Linked DNA regions of Homo sapiens: region 1 is linked to region 2. Evidence: chromatin loops called from intact Hi-C (ENCODE). Cell type or tissue: gastrocnemius medialis. All regions are shown on one strand.

Evidence for each region. Hi-C counts contacts between places; a loop is a spot of excess contacts. Peaks named below come from ENCODE experiments on the same cell type or tissue, not always from the same donor. Only the 100,000 strongest peaks of a DNase experiment are listed, where the experiment ranks them.
Region 1: a loop joins it to region 2, with 4 times the contacts of the local background. A loop is called at or near these places in 1 of 110 quality-filtered maps.

The regions. Positions count from the first base shown.
Region 1 is chr13:98,878,101-98,883,100 of GRCh38, reverse strand. It overlaps DOCK9 (dedicator of cytokinesis 9), which reads left to right. Exons shown (of 53, transcript NM_001366683.2): 23 at 1-59; 24 at 1,094-1,209; 25 at 1,474-1,543; 26 at 2,429-2,554; 27 at 3,132-3,203. Among named protein-coding and RNA genes, the nearest start is that of DOCK9-AS1, 49 kb to the right of the region's middle. In gastrocnemius medialis, no CTCF peak of the experiment used is centred here; a DNase peak (open chromatin) is centred at 2,920; H3K27ac peaks cover 2,065 bases.
Region 2 is chr13:98,371,108-98,376,107 of GRCh38, reverse strand. The region is part of intron 5 of FARP1 (FERM, ARH/RhoGEF and pleckstrin domain protein 1); the gene reads right to left. Among named protein-coding and RNA genes, the nearest start is that of FARP1-AS1, 62 kb to the left of the region's middle. In gastrocnemius medialis, no CTCF peak of the experiment used is centred here; DNase peaks (open chromatin) are centred at 3,107 and 4,763; H3K27ac peaks cover 1,558 bases.

The sequences.
Region 1 (5,000 bases), 510 kb before region 2:
GTCAGAAAACCGAATCTGGAGCCCAAGCCTTAGGAAACGAACTTGTAAAGTACCTTAAGGTATCACATGGCTTTCTTAGTATCCCCTTTTAAGTGAGTTTGGAGTAGGTTGGGTTTTCTCTTTGGTGGTGAGTGGTGTTCTCACCCCTTGGAAGCTCTTACCTGGATGTCTCACATCAGTAGCTTCTATGAGGTTTAGATAGTGGTAAGAAGTGGACCTAGGAACGGCACTACTCCTGCCTGTGTCCTAGTCCCATGTATCCTTTGCTCAAGGCAGGATCTCTAAAACATACTGTTTCTCACGCATGGAAAACCCCTCACTTGAGACGGACCTCCCTGGGTACCGAGCACAGTGATGGGCACAGAAGCAGAGACTTCGGTCCTCACCCTTAGGGAACTTCTAGTTCATTGTAGGAGATACTATAAACTTGGTGACTGCATGCTAGGCAGACAAATCAAATAAAGAAATAATGCACAGAACCAGTCCCAGCTTTGTGCAAGGGGTTCCTGGCGTGTCTAAGCAGCAAGAGCCAGGCAGGGTTTGTCTAGGAGAGCTTCATCCAGAACGTGGCTGTGGGGAGCATTTTGGAAAGGGGAAATAGCTAAAAGGGCATGGGGACAAAACAAGAAATGTGAGAAATGGAATAGAAATTTGTTTGGTTTAACAAGGAAAATGGAATACATATCCACATAAACAATGAAGTTTTTATATGTGATTGCTTGCGGCCCCTCCCTCCATCTCAAAGACAGCCACACAGCATCTCTCTGACCCTGCTTCCTCTGTCCCAGCTCCCTCTGACTCCTCTCCCCTTCTGTCTCCCTCTTCTGGTTTATGGCCCTTTGCGATTCCATGGGCACACCTGGATAATCCCTATCATAAGGCCTGACTAGCAGCCTTACCTCCCCTGGGCCATGTGATGTATTCACATGTGCTGAGGACTAAGACACAGACGCCTCTGGGGACATTCTGCCCACCACAGCCTTCCCTTTGTTTTAGAGGGAGTTCTTCCATCCTTGTTTGGAAGAGTGGAAGTTACTTTAGGCTGGTTTACTTTTAGAAGGATAACATGAACTGTGCCATTCTGTGTCCGTAGAGTCTGCATGCGATGGAAGGCCACGTGATGATCGCCTTCTTGCCCACTATCCTAAACCAGCTGTTCCGAGTCCTCACCAGAGCCACACAGGAAGAAGTCGCGGTTAACGTGACTCGGTAAGGGAGGTGGATGGATGCTCTTCCTCACTTCTAGTCTGTCCACATCTGGAGCATAGTCATGCATAGCTGGGATGCTACTGTGTGCTGAACATTACATTTAAGAAATGTCTTTGATCCCATGTGTAAGGACCCCATCTAATTCCTTGTCTCCTTGTTTCCTAAGTGCTGATAGCATCATCATTGTTCTACTACTGCTGTGATAATAATGAAATGTTTCCATTTTTACATATTCTTTGCTTTATTCACTCCTGTGGTGTGTAGGGTCATTATTCATGTGGTTGCCCAGTGCCATGAGGAAGGATTGGAGAGCCACTTGAGGTCATATGTTAAGGTATGTAAAACACACTGTTCTGATCACTTACATCTGTGGCTCTCCAGTTTTCCTTCTAAGGACTTATTTTTTCACAAGCCTGGTTATTTGAGGATGTGCTTGTAACGTATGCTTTCTCTTCTATTTCTCATAGCCAATGCTTGTACCTGAATAGGGGAGGTACGAAGAGGGACAGCCATTCACTAATTTACTTAATTCCATTCCTTCAATTATGTTTCTTTTAATGGGTTTTCCAAATAATATGACTCAATGTGGAAGTTTAAAGAAGAATTTTAAGTTGTTCTTGGCTAGGCCTCTGCTAACGTTAGTTGTCTTCCTTTTTTTTTTTCTTTCCATCTAAACTTTCCAGCAAAACTGCTCCTCCCAGATAGGAAGGTTAGCTCTGGCTACAGTCAAATTAGATGACTCTGTGGGACAGCAAGAGATGTTGTTAGGATAAACATCAACAAGTTATTTATTTATATACAACATCCAGTAAGTAGAGTGGCAGTTACTATTCTAAACAGATGCACATATTCTGTTTACTATTAAATACCTTTGTAAATTACAACTATGTGATAATTTAAAAAGTAAAGTTCTGGTCCTTTAGGGTATCAGTCATACATTGTTGTGCCACACATTCCTTGAAGCCCCTGGCACAGGTGGAGTTACGGGCTGGCTGGTCACTGATTTGACCGGGTCAGATGACTCACATATTTTCTTGAAGACATCCTGGACTCCTTTTTATCACATGACACTCACCCTTCCCATCTTTGTATCCACACCTTCCTCTCCCACAAATGATATTGTAGCTCAGTCCCTGATCTCCATTCTTGGGAGTCTCTCAAGCTTTCAGCCCACATTGGAGAGCCAGTGCATTAAAGTCTCTTTCTCTTTTCTTCAAAGTACGCGTATAAGGCTGAGCCATATGTTGCCTCTGAATACAAGACAGTGCATGAAGAACTGACCAAATCCATGACCACGATTCTCAAGCCTTCTGCCGATTTCCTCACCAGCAACAAACTACTGAAGGTATGTCAGGAGAGTCAGTGTGGCTCTGATTGAAACTGATTAACAGGAATTCACTCCACAGCCTGATCAATACAGCCTTTCTGAGTGCTCTTAGAGACAAACACCACTCCCTAAAAAGGGGTAGTGTTCTCTGATACCAACTTTTCTAATTGTGTCTTGAGAGAAGAGCTGCAAAACACCACTGTGTTCAGTGTTGGCTCTTGAGGATTAATAGTCATTATGTTCAAATCAGTGATGAAGGTCTATGACTTAGAGATTCTAAAGACAAGTGTCACCAAGCAGAGGGCAGTGAAGGGGAAAGACTACACCCGTAACCCCACAGAGCCTCGTGCTGGTTGTGCCACGCTGAGCACAGGTGTCCAGTTTCCCGGCAGGATGCAGCTCTTTGTTGCTAAACTTGTGCAAGCAGAAGACATCTGCCATTCACCGTTGGCTCTGATCATAATGTGCCAAGAGGTGCAGCCGTGTTTTAGGGTCACACCTGCTTTATGTCAATAATATTGTCAGCCTGAGAGAGTTCATGTCTTACCTACCAGTTTGTTGTGTTCTTACTGGGTCCTGTTCTTTTTTCTTTTAGTACTCATGGTTTTTCTTTGATGTACTGATCAAATCTATGGCTCAGCATTTGATAGAGAACTCCAAAGTTAAGGTATGTTACTTCAAGTGGAAGCTTGTGTTCTTAGGGGAAAAGAAATCTCTTTCATTGCTTTGTAGTGAACGTTTCTTCATGCTTTCTCTGTGCCAGTTACAGGACTGTTCTAAGTGCTTTACAAGTAATAAATCATTTTAGCTTCATAACAACGCTTTGAGGAAAGTACTGTTCTTACCTATTTTATAGATGGGGAAACTGAGGCCAGCATGCTTGAGTTACTTGCTCAAGGTCATGCTACCAGTGAGTGGAGCAGCCAGGTTTTGAGTCCAGTCTGGCCCCAAAGGTTGTATTCCTGAATCACTTGGTTATTAACCTAAAGAAAAATATGTCTTTTCCTTTGATTAGCTTAGAAATCTTCACGTTTGTTGAAATGGAAATTGTGGTTTCAGCATAAATTCTAAGTGTCATTACCCATGATTTATTAAGTGTCTTGACCGTCATAGACATTTATTCTTAGATGGGAGTATCTCACCAATCTCATGTTCTCCAAAAGCAATCAACAGACTCTGAGATTATCCATCTCGTTGGGGCAGATGCGCAGTCTCAAATTTCTTCTCTGCCCCAGCATCCCCTTGTGGTGAAGCCTGGATGTGTGTTCCTTTCTGACCGTGGGTCCCCCCTGCTTCCCCTGGTTCCCACTGCACTCAGCCCTGAGATGACTGGTCTTGTCTCTGGACTGGTGCCCACTGAGGTGTGTTTGGCCACCTCAGGCTCTCTGAGGCTCAAGGTAGATAAGTTTCTATAAAGTTCCAATGTAGTAAACAGAAGTGGCAGTGTCACTTTCTCATTTTGAAGTTTCCAGGGCTCCTCTGAGACCTGCAGAGTCCTGGAGTTGTCCTTGTGACAGTGAAGTAGTGTAGTTGTTTGGAGGCAGGGTCTGGTTGAAGTATTATAGAAGGAGCTTGTGCAGGGAGCGGGTGGTGCTGGGTCCTGTCTCACAATGAACACTTGTGCTGCAATCCTTGTAGGCAGGAGAGGGGATAGGGAGGGAGGGGCAGAATCTAGGCCTCCTGCACAAGGGATCTGGGCTCTCCGAGGAAGCCTTGGAAAAGCCTGCTAGATTTTGCTGGCAGAAGGTTGATGGTTCAGGCCTAAAGCCCTCCTTTTCCTCCCGTAAAGCAGACACTGGGCCTGGCCAGGTGGTTTCTCCTTTTCTTTTTTCTGTCTCTCTCTTTTGAATCCAGTTTAGAGCTTCTGATTTTAGTGCATAGGGAGATGCCAGATGGAAGTGGGCCCTGCCTTCTACAGAGAAATGCTCCATCTAAATCATGCCAGAGCAGCCTGCCAAGGAAAAATCTAGCAGATTGTCTGCTTGGCAGTATGCAGCTAAGTGTGCGTGCACATGCACACGCAGACACACACATCATGTAGATATATTACTTTTCTGTAAAAAAAAATGTTGTCTTACTGATATGTGGGAGCTAAAAAAGTGGATTGGATGAAGATAGATTGGTGGTTACCAGAGACTGGGAAAGAAGGGGAGGAGGTGATGGGGGAGAAAAAGAATATGAATGTGTTTATTACCACTGAACTGTACACTTAAAACTGGTAAAGATGGTAAATTATACATTTTTTCATGTTATATACAGAATAGGATTATAGCCTGTGTTCATTTGCTAGGGTTGCCATAATAAAGTACCACAGACTGGGTGGCTTAAAAAATAGAAATTTATTTTATAACAATTGAGATGCTGAAAGTCCTGGGTCAAGCTGTGCACATGGCTGGTTTCTTCTGAGGCCTCTCTCCTTGGCTTGTAGATGCAGCCTTCTGTGCGCGTCTGTGTCCTAATCTCT
Region 2 (5,000 bases):
CATAGATACCACCCCCTGCCCCGCAGCAAGACAAAACCAAACCGAACCTGTACAATGTTAAAATGGATGTGAAAATAATGATACAAACTCATAGATTTTTAGATATCTAGTTTACCTGCTGCCTGAGAACAGTGTCCTCTCAGTAGCACCCTTTGCAATCAGATTCTGTCCCTCTTACAATTACCTGTTGGGGCCGCACGCTGTGGCTCCCAGCACTTTGGGAGGCCGAGGCGGGTGGATCACCTGAAGTCAGGAGTTTAAGACCAGCCTGGACAACATGGCAAAACCCTGTCTCTACTAAAAATATAAAAATTAGCCGGGTGTGGTGATGCGCCCCTGTAATCCCAGCTACTCGGGAGGCTGAGGCAGAAGAATCACTTGAATCCGGGAGGTGGAGGTTGCAGTGAGCCGAGATTGCACCACTGCACTCCAGCCTGGGTGACAGGAGCGAAACTCCGTCTCAAAACAAAAACAAAAACAATAAAAACAACAAAAAACAATTACCTGTTGGAAGGATAGAGAGATAGGGCCTTGGAGACATGGTAGATTCCAGGCAGATCAAAGCATCTCCTTATTTAAAATTGGTAACCCAAGGCAAAGAATTGAGTGTGTAACCTGCCTGGCCAGAGGAAAGGGTGTTTCAGGACAGCCAAGTAGTTGAAGAAAGGTTTTACAGGTTTATCTCCCATAAAGTAAAATTTTGCCTCAAGTATTTGGCAAAAAAATTGTAAGTGCCAATTTATAACATAGCAAGAATAATAGAATTAGAAAATCCTCATTCCACAAACTCTAAAGAAATTATTGACTCCAGCCAGGATTATCAATGGGTGAAAAAACCATGTAGGAGACTGGACAGTCACATAGGGCAAAGGAAATATGACTTTACCTGGCAAAAGAATAATCAGAATGTCACCACCTGAATCCAATGAACAATCTCTAATCATTAATGAAATATGAAGCACACAACATCACTTATGACAGACTCCAGCCCAAATGTTTAAGTGTATCAGTCAAGCCCTAGAATGAATTTCCTGTCCTCTCCAAACCTCATGTTGAGATTTCATCCTGAGTGCTGGAGGTGGGGCCCAGTGAAAGGTGTTTGGGTTGTCAAGGCAGATCCCTTATGAATAGACTAATAACCTCCCTTGGGGGTGAGTGAGTTCTCACTCTGTTACTTCCTGTGAGAGCTGGTTGTTACAAAAAGCCTAGCACCTCCCTGTTCCACCCACCTCCTCTCCCACCATGTGATCTCTGCACATGCCAGCTCCCCTTTGCCTTCTACCACGAGTGGAAGCAGCCTGAGGCCCTCAGCAGATGTCAATGCCCAATCTTGAACTTTTTAGCCATCCAGAATCATGAGCAAAATAAACCTTTTTTCTTTATAAATTACCCTGCCTCAGGTATTCCTTTATAGCAGCATAGAACAGACTATGACTTCCAGTTTTGGAAAAATACAAAGGATAGAGGAACAAGTTAAACAGCACCACAAGAAAGCTAGCAGGCAAATTCAGAAAGTAGGATACTGTGTAGTGTAGCTGGTCCAGTTTCTTCAACAAGATGCTATCATGAGGAAAAGAAAATGAGGGACTAACTTACATAGGCCCAGATGACATACTAACTAGATGCAATATGTGGTCCTAGAGTGGATCTGTTTTTTTTAATTGATTGATTAATTGACTGATTGAGACAGAGTCTTGCTCTGTTTTCCAGGCTGGAGTGCAGTGGTACAATCACTGCTCACTGCAGCCTCAACCTCTGGGGGCTCAAGCAATCCTCCTGCCTCAGCCTCCAGAGTAGCTGTGATTACAGGTACACACCACCATGCCCAGCTAATTTTTAAAATTTTTTGTAGAGACAGGTCTCCCTGTGTTGCCCAGGCTGGTCTCAAACTGCTAGGCTCAAGACATCCTCCTGCTTCAGCCTCCCAAAGTGCTGGGATTACAGATGTGAGCCACTGTGCCTAGCCAACCTTATTTTAGAATAAACAGATACAAAGGACAGTTAGGGGATAAATAGGGAAATGTGAATATGGCCAATGTATTAGATGAGATGAAAAGTACATATGTATGCATAGAAAAATTCAGAAAGGATATCTTACTAATGTGACGGGCAATGGGAATGCAATGTTTCTACTTTCTTAGTCTTATTCATTTGTCTATTCTAACTTTCTACAATGTATGTTTACTACTATTATAATAATGAAAGGGTATTTTTGATTTTCAAAAGGGCCTTTAATAGTATTAGCTATAGAGGTTTCCATAAGAATTAAATGAGATACATGGAAAACACTATTAGAACAAAAATATTCAATAAAAGTTGGCAGTTTTTAAAAATAAAAGAATAATCCATTTTAAGTCATTTAGGAAATTTTATTATTAAGAACTAAAAAACCACAGCAGCAATTGTATAACCAGCAAAAAGTGCCCTACAGACTACAGACCTACCAGTGGGACTTTCTCTGACCTCCCTAATTTTATTCTTGTTCTCTTGCTCTACCCTTCTGTCTCTCCCCGCAACCCCCTTTCTGTGTGTGTGTGTGTGTGTGTGTGTGTGTGTGTGTGTGTGTGTGTGTGTCTGTCTGTCTGTCTCTGGAAAGTCAAAGGGAAGAAAAGCAGAGAATATAAAACAATCTAAACCTCATGTGGGAGGTGGGAATACAAACTATCGTGCTGGATTATAGTCACTGTCTTTTGAGCCCAACACTTTGTAGAGCTACAAATTTCTAATCGGTTTTTCATTAAATAGGAGGGCTTCATGTTTTAAAATGACATTCTGAATATTTTACCTGTTTTAAAATTACATTCTGAATATTTTACCATTTATCATTTCAAACATGAGTTTCTGTGTTCACAAAGAGGTTTTCAGGGACAAACGCATGGGCAGTCTGGCAGGCTCTGGGGACCTTTGGTGACAATCACACATGGGCTGCGAGATGGCATCAGGTTCTGAAAACACACACGTTTACTGGGAGAGCACAAGGCTATTTTGAAGGCTGAAGGAAGAACGTGACTCCCCCTGATTACATGGACTCTTCCTGATCCAAGGCCCTTGTAACATGAGAAGTAGCTTCCTGGGTACTAACTCTGTCCACTTTTCTTACCATGAGCTGTAAGCTGAGCATGCTGGCCGCGATGCTAACTTTAGAGATTCTGCAACACCTTTAGTACTGTCCACTGAAGCAATTCCAATCAGTCTCACGCGAGCTAGAGGCTAAGTTTTACTTGGTGAGCACTAAATAAAACTGAACCGGTAAACACAATGAAAACATAAAGCGCTCAAAATGGAATCAAGTTTCCTTAGCAGAAGAGTGGACGTGAGGAGAGTCCACCTCTCATGTGAGGAGAGGACAACGATTATGGCAGGAGCAGACAGAGGGACTTCACTCCTAGGGACTGCAAGAGTCACATGTCACACCCATTTGATGCCTTGCTTTCAATATGAATAATTTATTTCATCTGGAAAACCACCATCTTCCCTCTTTTCTTATTACATATAAGCAATTTAGAATTCTCCTGCAGTCTAAGAGAACACTTCAGTAGGGCGTGCAGGGCGCAGAGCAGCATGTTCTGATAGGGTCCCCTCACCTATAAGAACACAGGCAAGTAGAAGCTGGATCCAACTGAAGACGGGATGCCCAGAGAGAAGGGGAAGAACAAAGGGTGGCTAAACATGGCACAAGGAAAGTGATTCCAAGCCACACGATAAGAAAAACTGAGATCATGTGGCAGGGTGCAGCGACTCAGGCCTGTAATGCCAGCACTTTGGGAGGCCAAGACAGGCAGATCATGAGGTCAGGAGTTCGAGACCAGCCTGGCCAATATGGTGAAACCCCGTCTCTACTAAAAATACAAAAATTAGCTGGGTGTGGTGGCACGTGCCTGTAGTCTCAGCTACTTGGGAGGCTGATGCAGAAGAATCGCTTGAACCTACGAGGCGGAGGTTGCAGTGAGCCAAGATCGTGCCATTGCACTCCAGCCTGGGCGACAGAGCGAGACTCCATCGCCAAAAAAAAAAAAAAAAAAAAAAGAAAAACTGGGATCATCTTTTCCAAAGACCCTCACTCGTTGTTTTGAGGCTGCACCCAGGAGTCAATACGCTTCTCCTTCTAGGTGTCTGGGTGCTGCTGTCAATAGGATGGCATTCCACCTGCAGTTCAATAAATAGAAAGGAATCCAGCTTCTTGTTTAACAAAAGAGTGCAATTTAATCTCCTATCTATATCAATGGGAAGCTGAAAGAGCTATTCCTGGAGGCCCAAAGCATTAACTACAGAGCTAGAGTCACTTATGCTTTGCTGAACCACAGGCCAGTTTCTCCGTCTGTCCCACTTCTGTGTATGCGTCCCTCCCCACAAAGCACAGCTGACATGGAGCTTCTCCCAGCATCCCCTCATTCACCATCTGCCAAAGAACAGCACCTGAAATCTCAATAGTCAGTCCATTTTTGCTTCTACAGGAATTTGAGATGCGAGAGTCCCAACACATCGGCCCCATGAGGTTCTCTATGCCTTGTACCAAGTGGGGAGTGATGGAGAGATGATAAAAAAAAAAGTAGGAATTTCAGATCAATTTTATTCAACAATGAGCCAAAAGAACTGTCTCCTTGGAAAAGACTTCTTAAATGTCAGTTCACACTGGGTGCCAGAAAACAAAAACAACAAAAACCTGCTCCGTCCAGCTGAGCTCGTGTAACTTTAGGAATTTATCAGCACTGACAGAGGAGCTGGCAATGTACCAGGCACATGCGGCTCGATGGTAACCAGCTGTATGGAGTTTCAGAGCAAGGGCCAGAATGGTAGCCAACTGCAAACCTCTAGAGACGATTCACAAAAATTGAAAAGGTGCAAAACTATTGGCAAAACAGAATTTTTAATGAAAAAAAAAAAAAAAACGGGGGGCGGGGGTGAGGGGATACAGGATTTGTGCCTCCAACTTCCTGAGCAAGAAAGAGCCCTGGTGATTCACATGAGGAAAAGGCACGCTACCGATGCTACTTATTCCA